Regions from separate parts of the Homo sapiens genome. Here region 1 is linked to region 2. The links are chromatin loops, found by intact Hi-C in ENCODE. Cell type or tissue: CD4-positive, alpha-beta T cell. All regions are shown on one strand.

Evidence for each region. A loop is a pair of places that touch in the nucleus more often than their neighbours do. Peaks named below come from ENCODE experiments on the same cell type or tissue, not always from the same donor. Only the 100,000 strongest peaks of a DNase experiment are listed, where the experiment ranks them.
Region 1: it touches region 2 in a loop (1.9-fold over the local background); 6 of 110 quality-filtered maps call a loop at or near these places.

What each region holds. Positions count from the first base shown.
Region 1 is chr2:109,017,012-109,025,011 of GRCh38, forward strand. It overlaps a transcript of RANBP2 not described here. Among named protein-coding and RNA genes, the nearest start is that of EDAR, 32 kb to the left of the region's middle. RefSeq lists an enhancer at 3,154-3,869. In CD4-positive, alpha-beta T cell, no CTCF peak of the experiment used is centred here; a DNase peak (open chromatin) is centred at 3,310.
Region 2 is chr2:109,209,633-109,217,632 of GRCh38, forward strand. All of the region lies in intron 1 of SH3RF3 (SH3 domain containing ring finger 3), which reads left to right. It also overlaps a transcript of RANBP2 not described here. Among named protein-coding and RNA genes, the nearest start is that of MIR4265, 72 kb to the left of the region's middle. RefSeq lists enhancers at 4,492-4,541, 4,582-4,631. In CD4-positive, alpha-beta T cell, no CTCF peak of the experiment used is centred here; DNase peaks (open chromatin) are centred at 4,279, 4,599 and 7,899; H3K27me3 peaks cover 4,898 bases.

The DNA.
Region 1 (8,000 bases), 190 kb before region 2:
CTCCCTGCCTCCCATGCAAAGCATGGCACCAGGGAATATATAGTTGTTCTGAATGTGCTGAGCATAGTTTCCTCAATGTTTTTCTATCTTGACTTATTCTCCCATCATTTCTCTTAGCAGCACAGAGAGGGCTCTCTCCCTTCAGTCACACCCGGTAGAAACCTTTGCCATTCTCTGCGTGCCAAAGGCTCATGCCACAAACAACTGGTCAGAGTTCAGATCCTGGAAGTGGTGTGTTTCTTTGTGCATGCCATGAATATGTCACAACTTTTCCAAAGCTCTGGGGGCAGCTGAATGATTGAAACTCTTTGATACGATCCTGAGGCCCTCTGGAGTCATGGGCTTGGCGCCTGGGCAGCCCCTGTCCCTGCTGTCCATCAGCTTCTGAATGAGAGAGAGAGCGAGCAAGTGGTGGAAGCAACAAGAGACCTTGGGAATCACAGGATGGCGTGGGGTCGCTCCTGCTCTTGGCTGGCCTGGCCTCATCCACTTCCAGCCTCTTTCCTCAGCAGCTCCTGGGCAGACCTCAAGAAAGCCTTGTTTGAAATGCAGGAAGACCTCAGAAGTGTTTCCTTGCCAAGTTTGGTTGAAGCTATTTTTTTAAATTGCTCTTTTTTTCCAATCTCTTTTTTGTAACAATTTATTTATTTTGATGGGCAGAGCTCATGTATGAGGTCAGTGGATATTTTAGCATATTGTTGTATCACCTGTGAGGATATGAGACCCTTGGAATCTTAATAACAGCATATTAATGATGCATTCAGTCTCTGGGTACCCACACCTGCACTAATCAGTTCTTAGGAGCAGAGACCATGTAGGCTGGAAGGGGTGAAGACACCTTCTAAATCCCCCGTTGTTAGGCTGAGCACGGCAATCCTCACTGTTATGTATCCTACTGTCTTTGCCTTTGAAATAATGCACTGGTATTTTACCTGAGATGGTGGAAATGGTGGTGGAGATGGAGAGAATTCTAGTTAAATGACAGATGCAGGCTTGACTTTGCAGTCTCACAGATGTTTCATTAATTGGCAGTAATGATGCCTGCTCAGAAAAGGGAGTTTGCACCAGGAAGCATTTTCTTAAAATCAGACCATTACCTCAGAATTAGAATGAACAAAGACAGAGTCGGGCAGGTTAGGCCATCCTATCCATGACGACTTCAGTGAAATGGAGCCACATGTAAGCCCATTGTGGGGGTTTCTATGACGGACATGATAAGGAGAAGGTAACTTTCACTGGCAAACAGACCCAGCACTTAAGATCCTCAAAGCAGGATGGAGGAAGCAGGAGCAAAGCTGTCTGCAGAATCACAAAGGTGAGGTCTCATTGCCTTGTCTGGTAGGCTGTCAGCCGCTGTCTGCTAGCCAGGCGCCAGCGTGCACTGTGGCCCCCAATCTACACCCTACCCTGCAGCCAGGGGGTCTTTTCCCAATACAAATAAGATCCTGTTATCCTTCTGTCCCCCACCATCCTCCTGATTAAACCCCTTCAGAGGCTCCCCGTTGCCTGTACCAAAGTCTTCCCTCTGCATGTAACATGCAGTGTGCGCTGACCCCTGCTCTCCACTCCCCTTCACTCTGCATGCTTCTCCTAACCTCCTGTTGAGCCATAGGCTCTAGCTATGCTCCCACGGCCACAGGCCCTTAGCACGTCCTTTCCCTGTGTCTGGATTACACATCTCCATCCCCTTTCCACTGGCACTCTAACTTATCCTTCAGGCACTGGCTCAGTTCTGATGTTACTTAGAGGAGCCACTCAGACCCTCAGGCCAGGTTCCCTGCTGAGAGCACGTACAGCAACACTTGTCCTACATGAATTACACATTTGCTGGTTGGATTACATTTCTTTCCCAGTAAAGTTCTATGAGGAGAGTAAGTGTTTGCTCACCACTGATCGTGTCCCTAGCACCAGGACAGTGGTGACACGTAGCATGCCCTCAGTAAACATCTGCAGAATAAATGGAAAAGGGAGTATAGCCAAAAATGCATTTAGGACGTGTGATTGTAGTCACAGAGGCGCCTGTTCTAGATCAGATCAGATCAGTCACTAGTTATGGCAGGAGAGTGTTTAGTGTGATGGTTTGTAGCCACAGAGGAGGCCCGGGTTCAAATGCCGTCTCGGTAATGCTGTGGCTGCACGCCCTTCGGCAAACTGCACAACCGACCCGTGCCTCAGTTTCCCCATTTGAAAATGGGAACAGTACTGCCTGAATCAGGCTTGGTTTGCATTAGATACCCACATCAGATGCTCAGCCCAGTGCTCCTCTGTGTGTGGTGCTGGTGCTGTTGTTGTGTGTGTCGGGTGTGGTGTGCTGAGCTCCAGGGACTCACCAAGTTTTGAATGAAATAGATCAACTTTGTTGTTACAGAGCAAAGAGGTGTGGGGAGTTGTTTTTGCCCAGAGCCTATGTCTAGACCCTTGAGATGAGTAAAGTGCCACTGAACATTCTGACATTGCTGGTCTTAGGAAGGTGATAAGTAGGGCTGCACCATCATCCCACAGTCTATGGGGTGGCTTCTCCAGGATGCCTGACACTGCCAGTGCCTCCTTCTCCAAGGGAAGAACACCCGACATGGGTGATCTTAAGCGACCGCTTAAGATTGGTTTAGTTCAGTTTGGAGAGCAATTTGATGTGCTGGTTTGATTTTTGGCTCGCTGATTTTTGCCAATATGTAATTCCTACTCAGTTCATACTGACTTATAAAGAAAACCTATCATTCTGTCCATCTGTCTATCCATCCATCTTCCTAACTATCTGGAAAATAAATGAAATGCCTTTGGCTTCTCCTGTCCACAGTACAATGAAAGGATTTGCCCACTCTGGGGTCCGGGGATTTGTTACTGAGTTTTGGCTCCTGTTTCAAGGGGTTTTCTATAATGGAGATAGTTCTGAAATCACCTAAATCAGCACAGCCAGTGTCTGCATTCCCAGGAACAGAGCTCTCCGTGAGCAGAGTTACAGAGCCCAGGGAAAACAGGGTGAAAAAGTGGGGGTGAAGTTTCGGGGCAGTGTGTTGAAGGGAACAACTCTGTTTGAACAGGTAACCATCTGAGACATGTCTTGCACTATTTTTCTTCTGATTGTTCGCTGTCTTTTATAACACCACTGTTAATACTGGAATGAGTGTTCTAATGGGAGGCATGACATGTTAGAAAGATGTGGAAACATATAAAACACCATTTGCAAAAATAACAGAGAAGCCCAGGAGCAGCGCACACAGGCAAAGTAAACAGCAGAGACAGTTTCCAGCTCTGTTAAAAGACTGGCCATTAAAGGGAGCTCAAAGACAAGCCACCACAGGCACCTTATGATAACCCTTCTCCCCGGTTTACAAAACAGAGATCAAACGAGGGAGGTCATGGTTAGAATTACGTATAACAGCCTCTCCATTCGGGTTCCAGTAGAGGAAGTCAAGTGATAGCTAAAGGGATTAGAGCTATTTTTAGTGAAAGCAAAGAAGAAAACCCTTTGGAGTTGCAGATTCCAACGTGAACAATGGTTACTTGGCAGGCGACCTCTGCCCCAGATGGAAGAGAGAGAATACCACAAGCTGACAACTTTATTGGATCCAGATGGGAAGAAGAAACCCCACAATGATATTAACAATAATCTAACAATGAGGACTTGGTAGATGGAGGTGTGACAACACCAGGAGGTCAGGGAGCCTGCCTGAGTGCAGGTCAAAGGCATGTGATTTTCCATGAGGTGACTGTGGTTTATAATAGCGACATCAGGGCGCATTTTTAGTTTTACCAGTCAAGGTATTAGTCCAAAAGCCATAGCCAGTATAGCTTTGTGAAAAGCTATAGCATTTTGCAAAGGGGTAGCTTGGACATTCCCAAGGGCAGATTGTTTGTGGGGGGCACAAATTTCTGGTGGCAGAAATGCTCAGACCAAGGCTGAAAGACCACCATGACCCATCACAGGCAAGGAATCCAGGCAGGGCAGGCACACCCAGGCGACTCCCCAGCTTCAGGAGGGTGCCTGGGGTGCCAAATGGGCCACGGGGCTGCCTCTGAAGCAGAAACTCTTTCAAACTCATTTTCCAGCAAAAGGGGCAGAACTGGGGGTCGGTGGGAATGCTTCTTGGGCTGGAGCTGTGCAGAGGCTGAGAGTTCCTGGGGGACAGAATAAGGCAGCTGCCTGGGCTGTGGCACATTGGTTAGTGCTCACCAAGTGATAAGCAACACCGATCAGCATGGGGTCTGTGTGAAAAGTGCTGGCAAAGCCATCGGGCGCGGTGGCTCACGCCTGTAATCCCAGCACTTTGGGAGGCTGAGGCGGGTGGATCACGAGGTCAGGAGATCGAGACCATCCTGGCTGACACGGTGAAACCCCATCTCTTCTAAACATACAAAAAAGTAGCCGGGCGTGGTGGTGGGCGCCTGTAGTCCCAGCTACTCGGGAGGCTGAGGCAGGAGAATGGCGTGAACCCGGGAGGCGGAGCTTTCAGTGAGCCGAGATGGCGCCACTGCCCTCCAGCCTGGGCGACAGAGAGAGACTCCGTCTCAGAAAAAAAAAAAAAAAAAGTGCTGACAAAGAGGGACTTTCCCTCAGAATGAGTTCTGACATGCGATAGTTCTCCTCCAGACCTGAGGGGTCTGGGGAGAAGACGGCTGGCAGGTATGGGCATCGACAGACGTTGGAAGCGAGGTAAAGAGAGCAGAGGAAAGGACACTGGCCTCGCAGGCAGTGTGTGTCCATTACCAGGTCCCCAGGGCCACAGGGTGTGGAGGGAGCTGTGAACTCACCTGGGCATCCCCCGAGGTCCTTAAAAAGAAGACAGCAGAAGCAGACAAATAGCGGTTAAGAAATCCGAACAAAATCGCTTTCAGGATTGTCTTTCCTGAGAAGAGAATCTGTGAGGCACGATTTTTCACCTTCCACCAGGGATTGAGAAGTGCCCTGCGGGGTTGAGAGCAACCCGGGAGCCAAGCAGGAGTGGAACTTTTAGATGGGCCTTGGCATGTGGCTTACACAAGAGGCCCTTTGGCCTGCACAGAGTTTACACAATTCGAAGGCTTTCTGGAAAACGTGCCTCAGAGCCGTGTGCCCCAGCTTGCTTGTTATATCTGGCAGGCACCGGCTGCTGTGGGTTCCGCACCTAGGGTGCGCCACACCGTCCCCTACTGCCCTTTAGCCTGTATCCAGGGGCAGTGGCTGGAACTCAGGCAGAGGAGCAGAGGCCCAGGCATGCGAAGTGGGGTGCCTGCAGTTAGGGGTTGGGCTGGGAACGCCAATACTAAACGCCTCAATAACCAGCAACTGTGGTTCCCCCGCCCCACTCACTCATGTGCCGCTGCCACAGCACTCCATCTACCTTCCCCAGGGGGAGCAGTGTTACTGTCCTCAGGCATCGTGGCAATTATGTGGACAGCGTCGCTCATTTGTCCAGTGTTCTTGGGGATCCAGGTGCTCAGAAAGGTGGATTTTCCAGATGGTGGACAGTTCCCTTTTGCAGTGTAAAATCTTTAAAAATTACTGTTTTTCAGAAAGTCAAACACTGCATTTCTCAATTGTAAGTGGGAGTTAAACAATGTGTACACATGGACATGGAGAGTGGAATAATAGACACTGGAGACTCCAAAAGGTGGGAGGGGGAGAGGGAAGAGGGATGAGAAATTACCTAAAGGGTATCACACATGCTATTCGGGTGATGGTCACACTAAAAGCCTAGCCTTCGTCACTACACAATAGATCCAGGTAACAAAACTGCACTTGTACCCACTAAATCTATTTTTTAAAAAAGAATTATTGGCTGGGCGTGGTGGCTCACGCATGTAATCCCAGCACTTTGGGAGGCCGAGGTGGGTGGATCACCTGAGGTCAGGAGTTTGAGACCAGCCTGACCAATATGGTGAAACTCAGTCTCTACTAAAAATACAAAAATTACCCGGGCGTGGTGGTGAGTGCCTGTAATCCCAGCTACTCAGCAGGCTGAGGCAGGAGAATCACTTGAACCTGGGAGGTGGAGGTTGCAGTGAGCCGAGATCATGCCACTGCACTCCAGCCTGGGTGACAGAGCGAGACTCCATCTCAAAAAAAAAGAAAAAAAGAATTATCCTAGGATTAAGATAATCACTGTTTTGATGAAACCTTGATAATATGTACAGAATGCTTCTGCGCTCTTAAGCAAAACATACATAGCATGGGTCACCTAGTGATGACTGAGCACTGTCATCATGAATGCCTGCAACAGCGCAGGCTGCGTTAACAGAGGTGCCCTGTGGACGCACAGGACATACAGAACTACTGTCTCCTGCAGTAAAGGATCCCAAACTTCAGTGCCCAAAATACAAATATGACCTAGGAAACAGAAGAATTAGGCAGTTTAAAAAATTGCTCTTTTTCTAATTACAACAGTAATATATGTTCATTGTAGAAAATTTGTATGCACAAAATAATAAAAGAAAAATTAAAATCACTGAGATGAGGTTTAAAATAGCTTTTTGCTGTCAGCCCTAACTGTCATGTTGTTGACGTCAGTAGGTACAACTGTTAAAAGTCAGCCTGGGCACAATGGCTCATACTTGCAATCCCAGAGCTTTGGGAGGCCTAGGTGGGAGGATCTCTTGAGGCTAGGAATTTGAGACCAGCCTGGACAACAAAGTGAGACCCTGTCTCTACAAAAACATCAAATAAAAATCTCTAGCTGGGTGCAGTGTGTATACCTATAGTCCTAGCTACTCAGGAGGCTGAGGCAGGAGAATTGCTTGAGCCCAGGAGTTTGGGGCTGCAGTGAGCCTTGTTTGCCCTATCGCTCTCCAGCTTGGGCAGCAAAGTTAGACCCTATCTCAAAACAAACAAACAAAAACAAACAAACAAAAAACTCTCTTAATTTCTACCTAACAGTCTCTTCTCTCCTTCAAGGTAATGTACCTGCATTTTGTGATCACTGCTTATATTTTTATTTATTTATTTATTTATTTTGAGACGGAGTTTCACTCTTGTTGCTCAGGCTGGAGTGCAATGGCATGATCTCGGCTCACCACAACCTCCACCTCCCGGGTTGAAGCGATTCTCCTGCCTCAGCCTCCTGAGGAGCTGGGATTACAGGCATGCACCACCACGCCCCGCTAATTTTGTATTTTTAGTAGAGACGGGGTTTCTCCATATTGGTCAGGCTGGTCTCGAACTCCCAATCTCAGGTGATAGGCCCGCCTCAGCCTCCCAACGTGCTGGGATTACAGGCGTGAGCCACCATGTCTGGCCCACCTGCTTTTATTTCTGGGTAAAATGGTGTTGTTGGTTTCAAGAAGATAAGCTAGATGTTATCATGAATGTACAAAAACTTCCTTTATACCCTTATTCTATAAAAAGACAAAATATCAATTCAAGTCTGTAAGAAGCTGGTGTAAGTTTGCAAAGAATTACCAGTCTCTTTGAATCTTTTCACGGCTACTGTCGAAAATCTCAAAACTTTGCAGGTAGATTCCTGAACAGAAGATGTTGGGGTTGAAACCACCTTTGCAAAAATTCTAACAGTGAGAAAATTACAGCAGTGAGGGGGTTCTGGTCTAGCCAACTCCCCTCTTGCCTTTAGCCTTCAAGCTTCACCTCTGAAGACTGATGCCTGAACCTGGAGGTGACGTGGCTGGAGACAGGCATGTCCACCAGCAAAGAGGCACCTCAGGGTGTCCACTTCATCCTATGTCCTTCCAGGTGATAGGTAGTGGGAGGCTTGGCCCGGCTGGTTAGGACTGTGGGCCCTAGTCTTGGACGTGTGCACCTGGGGACAAACCTTCACTGGAAGAGGGGAAGAAAATATTAGAACTTTAACTTCATTGTTTATCTAAATATTTTAAATTGATATTCTTTTTTAACTTATTTTATGATTGCAAAAACTATATATATAGCATATAATTGACCATATTAGCCACTGTTAAGTATAGAATTCATTGGGATTAATTACATTCACAATGCTGTGCAGCCATCACCACTCCTTCCAAAATATTTCATCACCCCAGATGGAACCTCTGCCCATTAAGCAGAGACTCCT
Region 2 (8,000 bases):
GAAACGCTGTGAATCAGTCGACTGCTCCTCTGGCAAGCAGGACCCATTTCTAAAGCATGAGTCACTACAAAATGTAGCTTTTTAGATGGAAAAATCTATTTACAAACCCTAGGTGAGAGTAAATGGTTTGTTCACCTCCTGTGCTTACTTGGTAGAATGACAAATTGGACACTCCAGTATTCCAAGATTTATTATTGTGACAAAACATATATTACATAAATTTTACCATTTTTAAGTCTACAGTTCAGTGGCATTAAGTACGTCCCCCCTGTTTTGTAACCACTGCCACTATTTCTGAGCAACACCTTTCCAAACTGTGTCCCCATTAAACACGAACTCCTCCACGCTCAGCCCCCCCAGTAACCTCTGTTATACTTTCTGTCTCTGTGAATGACTATTCTAGGGACCGCAGAGTCAAACAGTATTTGTCCTTTTGTGTCTGGCTTATTTCATTTAGCACAGGGTCCTCAGGATTCATCGACATAGCCGCATGCGTCACAATCTCCTTCCTCCTTCATGCTGAATAATATTCCATTGTATGGCTAGACCACATTTTGTGTATTCATTCATCTGTTCACAGACATTTGGGTGTTTCTGCCTTTTGGCTGTTGGGAATAATGTCACTATGCGTGTAGGTGTACAAACATCTGTTTGAGTCCTTGCTTTGAGTTTTTTTGAGTATAGACCTAAAAATGATATTTCAAGATTTTTAATGTCACTGATCTGTGAAGTCCAAAGCGGGAAAGCCTGGTCTTTTCCGTGCTCCCTCGTTTTGTCTGTAGGCATTGAGCACAGTGAGGCTACATGTTGTTTTCAGAGTTGCCCAGCAGCCTGGAGACTGCTGGAGCTGCATCCCAGGGAGACAGTGGCTGGAGTAACACCAACCAGACAATGAGATGGGACATCTGGGGCTTTCAAGAGCTCAGGGCAAATGGCCTAAGCAGGTGGCTCTGCAGGTGTGGATTGTGTCCAGCTCAGGGAAGTGCCTGGGCCTGGTGGGGCCTGGAGTAAGGGGAGAGGTGGGGTCTGATGAGCTTACTCCAGGTGGGAGGCCCAGGAAGGAGGTTGGGTTTTCCTCCCGGGGTTCTCTCTGGGTGTAGGCAGGGAGGAAAGGGAGAAATGCTGTGAATTAGTCGACTGCTTCTCTGGCAAGCACGACCTATTTCTAAAGCATGAGTCACTACAAAATGTAGCTTTTTAAATTTAAAAATCTATTTACAACCTAGGTGAGAAATCTTTATTTTAATTGTGAAGGAAAACACAACCCCACTTGACACGTGGTGGAATTGCTGCTGTCCTTTCCTGTCAGAGCCTCCCAGTGGGCTGGGTTTGGGGATGGATGGGGTGCACACCCGCTCTGCTCAGTTCCTTCTTCCTCCTGGCACACGGGTTGATGACAGCTCTTCAGTTGAGTCTGTTCTGCTCTGTCTGGTAGGGAGCACACCTTTTTGGTTAATATGCCCATTTATGTGTGTCTATGGGGCCTCTGGAGAAAACGTTACTTGCAGAATTAAGCACAATTAAAGGAGAAGTGAGCCCTGCTGACCTGAAAGCAGGTGGGGGCTGCTCCTTGGCTGGGATAAAAGGCAAGGAGGCAACCCTGATAAATGGCAGCTGGCTAGGTGGTGAGGGGATGTCCTGCCATTTGCAGCAAGGCATTGGTTACAAGCCTGGATTTTGTTTAACATCTTTATTAATAATGCTGGAGGCAACAGTAAACAGCAATTTAATGAAATTCACAGAAGATGCTAAATCAGGAGGTGTTATAAACAGCAGGGAAGCCCTGGCGAGGTAAGAAGCATGGAGCGGAAGGAGTAGGGGCCGTGTCTGAGAAGAATGCAGATGGGCGCAACTGCGGTGGAGGGGGAGCCCAGTCTTCCAGGTATCCAGTAGGAGCGGATCAGCAAGCTCCGGGGCTGTCACAGAGCAGGCAGCTACGTGCTGGAGAGCACAGCAGTGGGGAGCATTAGACAGACAGATGCACATGAGCCCTTCGGCCCTTCCTGCATTTCTTTCTTTTTTTTTTTTTTGAGATGGAGTCTCGCTCTGTCACCCAGGGTGGAGTGCAATGGTGCAATCTTGGCTCACTTCAACCTCCGCCTGCTGGGTTTAAGCAGTTCTCCTGCCTCAGCCTCCCTGAGTAGCTGGGATTACAGGCATTCACCATGCCCAGCTATTTTTTGTATTTTTAGGAGAGACAGGGTTTCCCCATGTTGGCCAGGCTGGTTTCAAACTCTGGACCACAGGTGATCCGCCCTCCTCGGCCTCCCAAAGTGCTGGGATTACAGGTGTGAGACACCGCACCCAGCCCCTTCCCACATTTCTGTTACCTCTTTCTAGAAACCTGAATGTGAATGCCACTGAATTCAATAAATGACTGATTGAGCACCTGCATTGGTGTAACTGGTGGGCTTTGCGGAATTCCAGGGAGATAGCGAAACTTGGAATGTAAGCTGGTGAATGGGTGGTTGGTGCGGCTTGCCGGGCAATGGTCCGAATCGAGCCTCTGGGTGGCTGTGGTTTTGTTTGGCTTCTGGATGACTTGTCAGGGTACCAGCCACTGGTGTCTGATCTGGGATTTTCTTCCTCCTCTTCTTGACTCCTCACTTCCCTCCAACTCCATGAAATGAGGCTGCCCAGAAAAGGCTGAAGGAAGTCAGTTGGCTCGCTATGGAGGAGGGGCAGTTTTCAATTAGAGTCTGACCATGTTGTCGGGAAAGTAGGGGACTGCTTTGGCTGGTTATACGTGACTATAAATCCCAACTTGGACAGTATTTCATTTAGAATCCTGACAAGGAAAAACAATACAAAAGTCTCAAAATGAATTTGTTAGCAACCATCCTGACTGCATTGTGAGGCTTTCCGACAGCTCCAGGGAGGTTGGCTTGAGGTAGCTTTGCCCAGCTGGCTGGAGAAATGAGATCAAGTGGAGTGGCTTGAGGAGAAGTCGGCTGACCCACACATTTGACAGATCTTTTGGGTTCATTGATCTTTGTCAATGTTTCTTCTCCAGATAGCAACCTCCCTTTTCTTGTGTTAAATGGACTCACCTGATTGTAATCACAGAACTAATTGTTGTATAATAAAGACCCATTCTCTCTTTGCCCGTGGCCCAAAGCAGCCTTCTCCCCCACCCGTCAGTTCCCTCTGCCCCTGGTATTTCCCTGCTGGAGGAGTTAGACCTCCTGGTGAGCTGGTGTGGGGTAGGTGCCATACCAGGCTGGGCACTGGAAGAACAAGGGTGGATCAGACACAGTCTTGGCTTTATGGAACTTCTGTTGGGTGGGGGAGAAAGATGATTGGAATATAGTGGATGATGAAAAGACAGATGCTGCCCACACATCCCAGGGAAGCCCTGTGCTGAGCGGTGTGCAGGTGTCGGCAGCAGGGTAGGAGTGCACTCTGAGCAGGTGGAGGATGCAGTCCTGGGAAGGCTCGGAGGAATCTGAAAGCACAGTCAAGCAGTTGCATCACTTTGGGTGCTCTGGGCTGCAAGTCATGAACACCCAGTTTTTAAACTGGGTTTAAACCACATGGGCGCGGTTGCTTATTCTCTTCCTTGGCAAGAACTCTGGAAGTAGGTGGTCCCAGGGCTGCTTCTGAGCTCAGTGATGTACTCAGGACATGGCTCTTCCTCCCTCTTTGCCCTTCCACACCCTGGTGTGTCCATAGCATAAGGCTATGTGTACGCCAAACGCAGCCCGGGCATCTTGTCCTCCAGTGATAACTGCTGGGTGACAGGAGGGACGGACCAGGGCTCCTCAAACCTCCCTCATTTTATTAGGGAAGAAAGTGTTCCCAGAAGCATCCAGGACACTTCCCCTTATATCTCACTGGTGAGGACGTGGCCCCAGGATCTGCAGGGAGCCTGGAGAAGGGCATATCTGCCATCTGAAGCCTCTATCACCTAACAGGGGGCTGGGCTCTTAAAGCAAGGAAGATGGGGGCATTGGGTGGACACCAGCTGTGTCCAACACAGCAGGCACCTTTGAGCCATGTCAGGGCAGCAAACTGTGTGTCTACACAGGCATACTAAGGTCAGGTCAAGATGGCTTCATCTGTCACGTGTCAGAGCCTGGCCTTTATCCTTTACCTTGAGTGGGGAACGTGGGGATGGTTTTAAATAGGAACGTGACGTGGTCTCACTGTGGTGTGGTGTGATAGGGTGTGGTGTGGTGTGGTGGATGGGCTGGAAGGGCAGGGTTACAGCCCGTGGGTCGTTCTGAGGTCACTGAAGTAACCCAAGCCCATGAGGCAAAGCCTCCCGGGACACTGGTGTCAGAGTGTGGAGGAAGCTGACTCAGTGACTGCCCTCAGAGGCCTGGAGCAGTCCCTGCAAAAGACCTGTGGATTGGGTGGACGTGGCGGGCAGGGGAGGGAGGAGCTCTGAGACCAGCCCTGCAGTTCTGGTTGGAGGAAATGGAGGGCAGGCAGTGGTCACTGGACGGCGAGGAGGAAGGGGTGTTTCTGCCAATTGTCTTGGGTGTGCCGGGTGCCCCCATGCTGCGTCTAGGTAGGGGCCTCAGCAGGCTGTTGGAGGTGAGGCTAAGACGCAGACTGGAAGTGACTGGAAATAAAGCTGTCAGCATGTGGTTTATGGGTAAAACCACAAGAGATAAGATCACCCAAAGGGAGTGGCCCCAAAAGCTGGGGCAGAAGGGCTTGCCTTATTCTCCTGGGAGCATTGCTACCCTGGCAGAGGAGGGGCCTTGGGGCTGTGGGGGCAGCAGGAGGCCGGGGCCACGTGTGCTGTGTAGAGAGTTCTTGTGTAACAAACCTGCACACTGTGTACATGTACCCTAGAACTTAAAGTATTAAAAAAAAAGAGTCATAGAAAAGAGAAAAAAAAAAAAAGGAGTGGAGCCCAAGCCAGCCAGGCCCTGGCGTAGAAGACCTGTGAGACAAGGACTAAGAAATTTCATTGACATGAAACAAAAGGGGGATGATTGAAAGACAGCCAAACAGGAATCCTTTTTGAGGAGGACATCTGAACAGCCCTGGAAGAACGTCTCTGCCTGACACTCTTGCTGGCATCTGTGGGCTCTCTCTGTCCCGTGGACAGGACAATCAGAAGATGGGCTCCACTCCAGCTGCAACTCTGGTGACATTTAGCTGTGTGGCCTTGAGCCTGTGGCTTCACCCCTCTGGACTTGCGTCCTCACCCCTAAAGGGGAGCAAGATCTATGTATATTGGAGACTGAGTTCCAAGGGCTGCTGGGGGTGACGCGGACAGCAGTGTTTTGGGAGATCTGAGACTTGGAGGGTGGTAGGCACTGACACCACAGCCCAGGAGCTCTGCACCAGCTGTAGTGAGCTGAGGAGAGAAGGGGCACGTCGCTGAGCTCACACATCTTGGTGGAGGCAGAGTAAGATCTCAAATAATCTGAGAAAACAGCTTTTGTACTTCTAACCAGTAAAGCTGTCCATGGAAAAAATGAGCAGCGTTAAACCTTCAGTGGGACGACTAACCTCCATACACATCACAATTGACCGTGTTAAGCATCTACGTGTCTTTCTGTGTTTCTCTCTCTCTGAGCATTGCTCAATTATGGAATAAGAAGTCTGTAACCTCCCCTCATGGTCCCTGCCCCCTTACTAATGTCACGGGCAGAGGAAACTGGAGGGTAGGGGAGAAGGCCACTTTGGGTCATGGGTAAAGAGAGAATAAGTCTTCATTATACAATTGTTTTGTGATTAAAATCAGGAGAGTTGATTTAACACCAGAGAAGGGAGGGTGCATTCTGGAGAAGGTACGTTGATAAAGATCAGTGAACTCAGATGCTTTGTAAAATACTCAAGCTAGCTGACCCCTCCTCAAGCCACTTTACACCATCAGAACAGGGGTGGGAGGTAGCCGGGCCCTGATTTCAGCAGTGTGTACTCGGAGTGCACTCCTGCTTCTATGTGGGTTCCTCTCGGGAGAGCCCCTGTCTGATGTAGTTTTTTGCCTGTGATGAGTGCCTCTCTGGGTAGAGTTCTTCCTCGGTGACTCTGGATGCCAGGAAGGGTGCTGGGCTCTCACCTACGATTTTACTGAGAAGCTGCTGCTTCTGGAATCCTACACCCAGACCGTGTGACTCACCCTGTGAACTGCCACTGCTAGGACATCTAATGGGGGACATCGCTGCACAGTTGTACATCTAAGGATGGAGGGATGAGCTGGGATTTGCCCTGTGTTCAGGTTGCACGAGTTTGTTCCTTTTCTTTCTTCTGACATGGAAGCAGATGTTAGGAGTCCCGAGGAACCGGCATACAGAGTGGGGTCCACACAGAGCTGCGAATGTGGAACTGGGCTTCTACCGTGCCAGCGGCCACGTGAGCTGGGTGCCCATGTCCCATGGCTTGTTAACTTCCAAGTCTAGAATTTTCCCATGGCCATGACTGCACCCATTCATGGGGGAGCTGGGGCAGGAACAGGTAAGACAGCCAAGCAGTCAGTCTGAAGAACGGAGCCTGTCAGCTGCTGGAGGAGGAACCCGGGGGACATCGTGAGGTCTGGTTCCCAGCTCAGCATCGGTGGGGAGTGAGTCGGGAGAGAGAGTGAACTGGGATCCACTAGGCACCTGCCCATCATTGCATCTACTGTTGCCTCCCTGCCTGCTTCCAGGTCCTAACTACTTTCTCTCTGGCCAGCTCTAGCCCTGACTTAAAGGGAAGGGGATTAAAGGAAATAGCATTCTCAGCTTAGTGATCCCACCTTGAGGACAGTGTTTCCACACCTCACAGCATATCATTTATTTAGCTCCAAAACCACCCTCTGTGTTAAAACGGTGAGATCCACTTTGCAGAGGAGGAACCTGAGTCCAGGGGAGTTGGTCACTTGAGGGCGGTGCAGGGCTTATCCATGGAGAAGTGGCAGTGCACGCCCACCTGGCCGCAAAGCTTAAGTGCCTTGCTTCTGTGATACAGAAAGTCAGCAGAGAACACACAGCCCGAAGCCTGAGGTGGGGCAGAGCGTTTCCTGAAGGTGAGATGGCCAGCCATGCTCTGTAGGCTGATGGGTGCCCACCCTGCATGCTCACTGGAACCTCCTGCCCTCTCTAGCCAGTGCCCAAGGCAGGGTGAAACTGTGGGGTCACATGCTTGTCTGATCATTTGCTAGGACCTGATTTAAATTGGCATACAAATATATTTTTTTAAATTGTGGCAAAATATACATAACATAAAAATTTACCATTTTAGCCATTTGTAAGCAAACAGTTCAGTGGCATTAAGCACATTCTCATTGTTGTGAAACCATCACCACCATCCATCTTCAGAACTCTTTTCGTCTTCCCAAACCGAAATTCTGTCCCCATAAACACTTAACTCCCCATTCCTCCACCCTCCAGGCCCTGGCACCCACTCTTCTACTTTGTTTCTTTGAATTTGGCTGGATTTAAGTGGAATTACACAGTATTTATCCTTTTGTGTTGGCTTATTTCACTCAGCACAGTGTCCTCTAGGCTCATTCATGCTGCAGTGTGTGTCAGATCTCCTTCCTCTTTAAGGCTAAATCCTATTCCATCGTACGGTCATCCACATCTTGTTTATTCATTCGTCTGCTCATGGACACTTGGGGTTGTTTTCTGTAGACAATATTCTGGGAGCAATCACTCTTTTAATAAAATTCTGTCTTCCATTGAACCTTTTGGGTATCTTTTATTATGGTTTTTCAAATACAGAGTCCTTGGAGAACCTTGGTTGTTCTCTTTGTAGATACGTATTTGGAACTGCACTTACCATATCGTGAATGAGGCTACAGGTCAAATTCCCATCTGAACATCACCCTGATCTTGACCTTAGTCTGCTCACCAGATGGTTTGTCTCAGCTCCAGGTTTATGGCCACGATTGGTAAATAGACTCACTCCACATCTTAGTAATAGGAAGAAGTCATCCCGGGCTTCCCCAGACTTCAAGTATCTTTAGAATGTTGAGCTTCCGGCAGATTTTTCTCTACCAGGACCTACCACATCCTGCATGTGTTATAAACAGAATCAGTCCACCAGAATGAGAACAA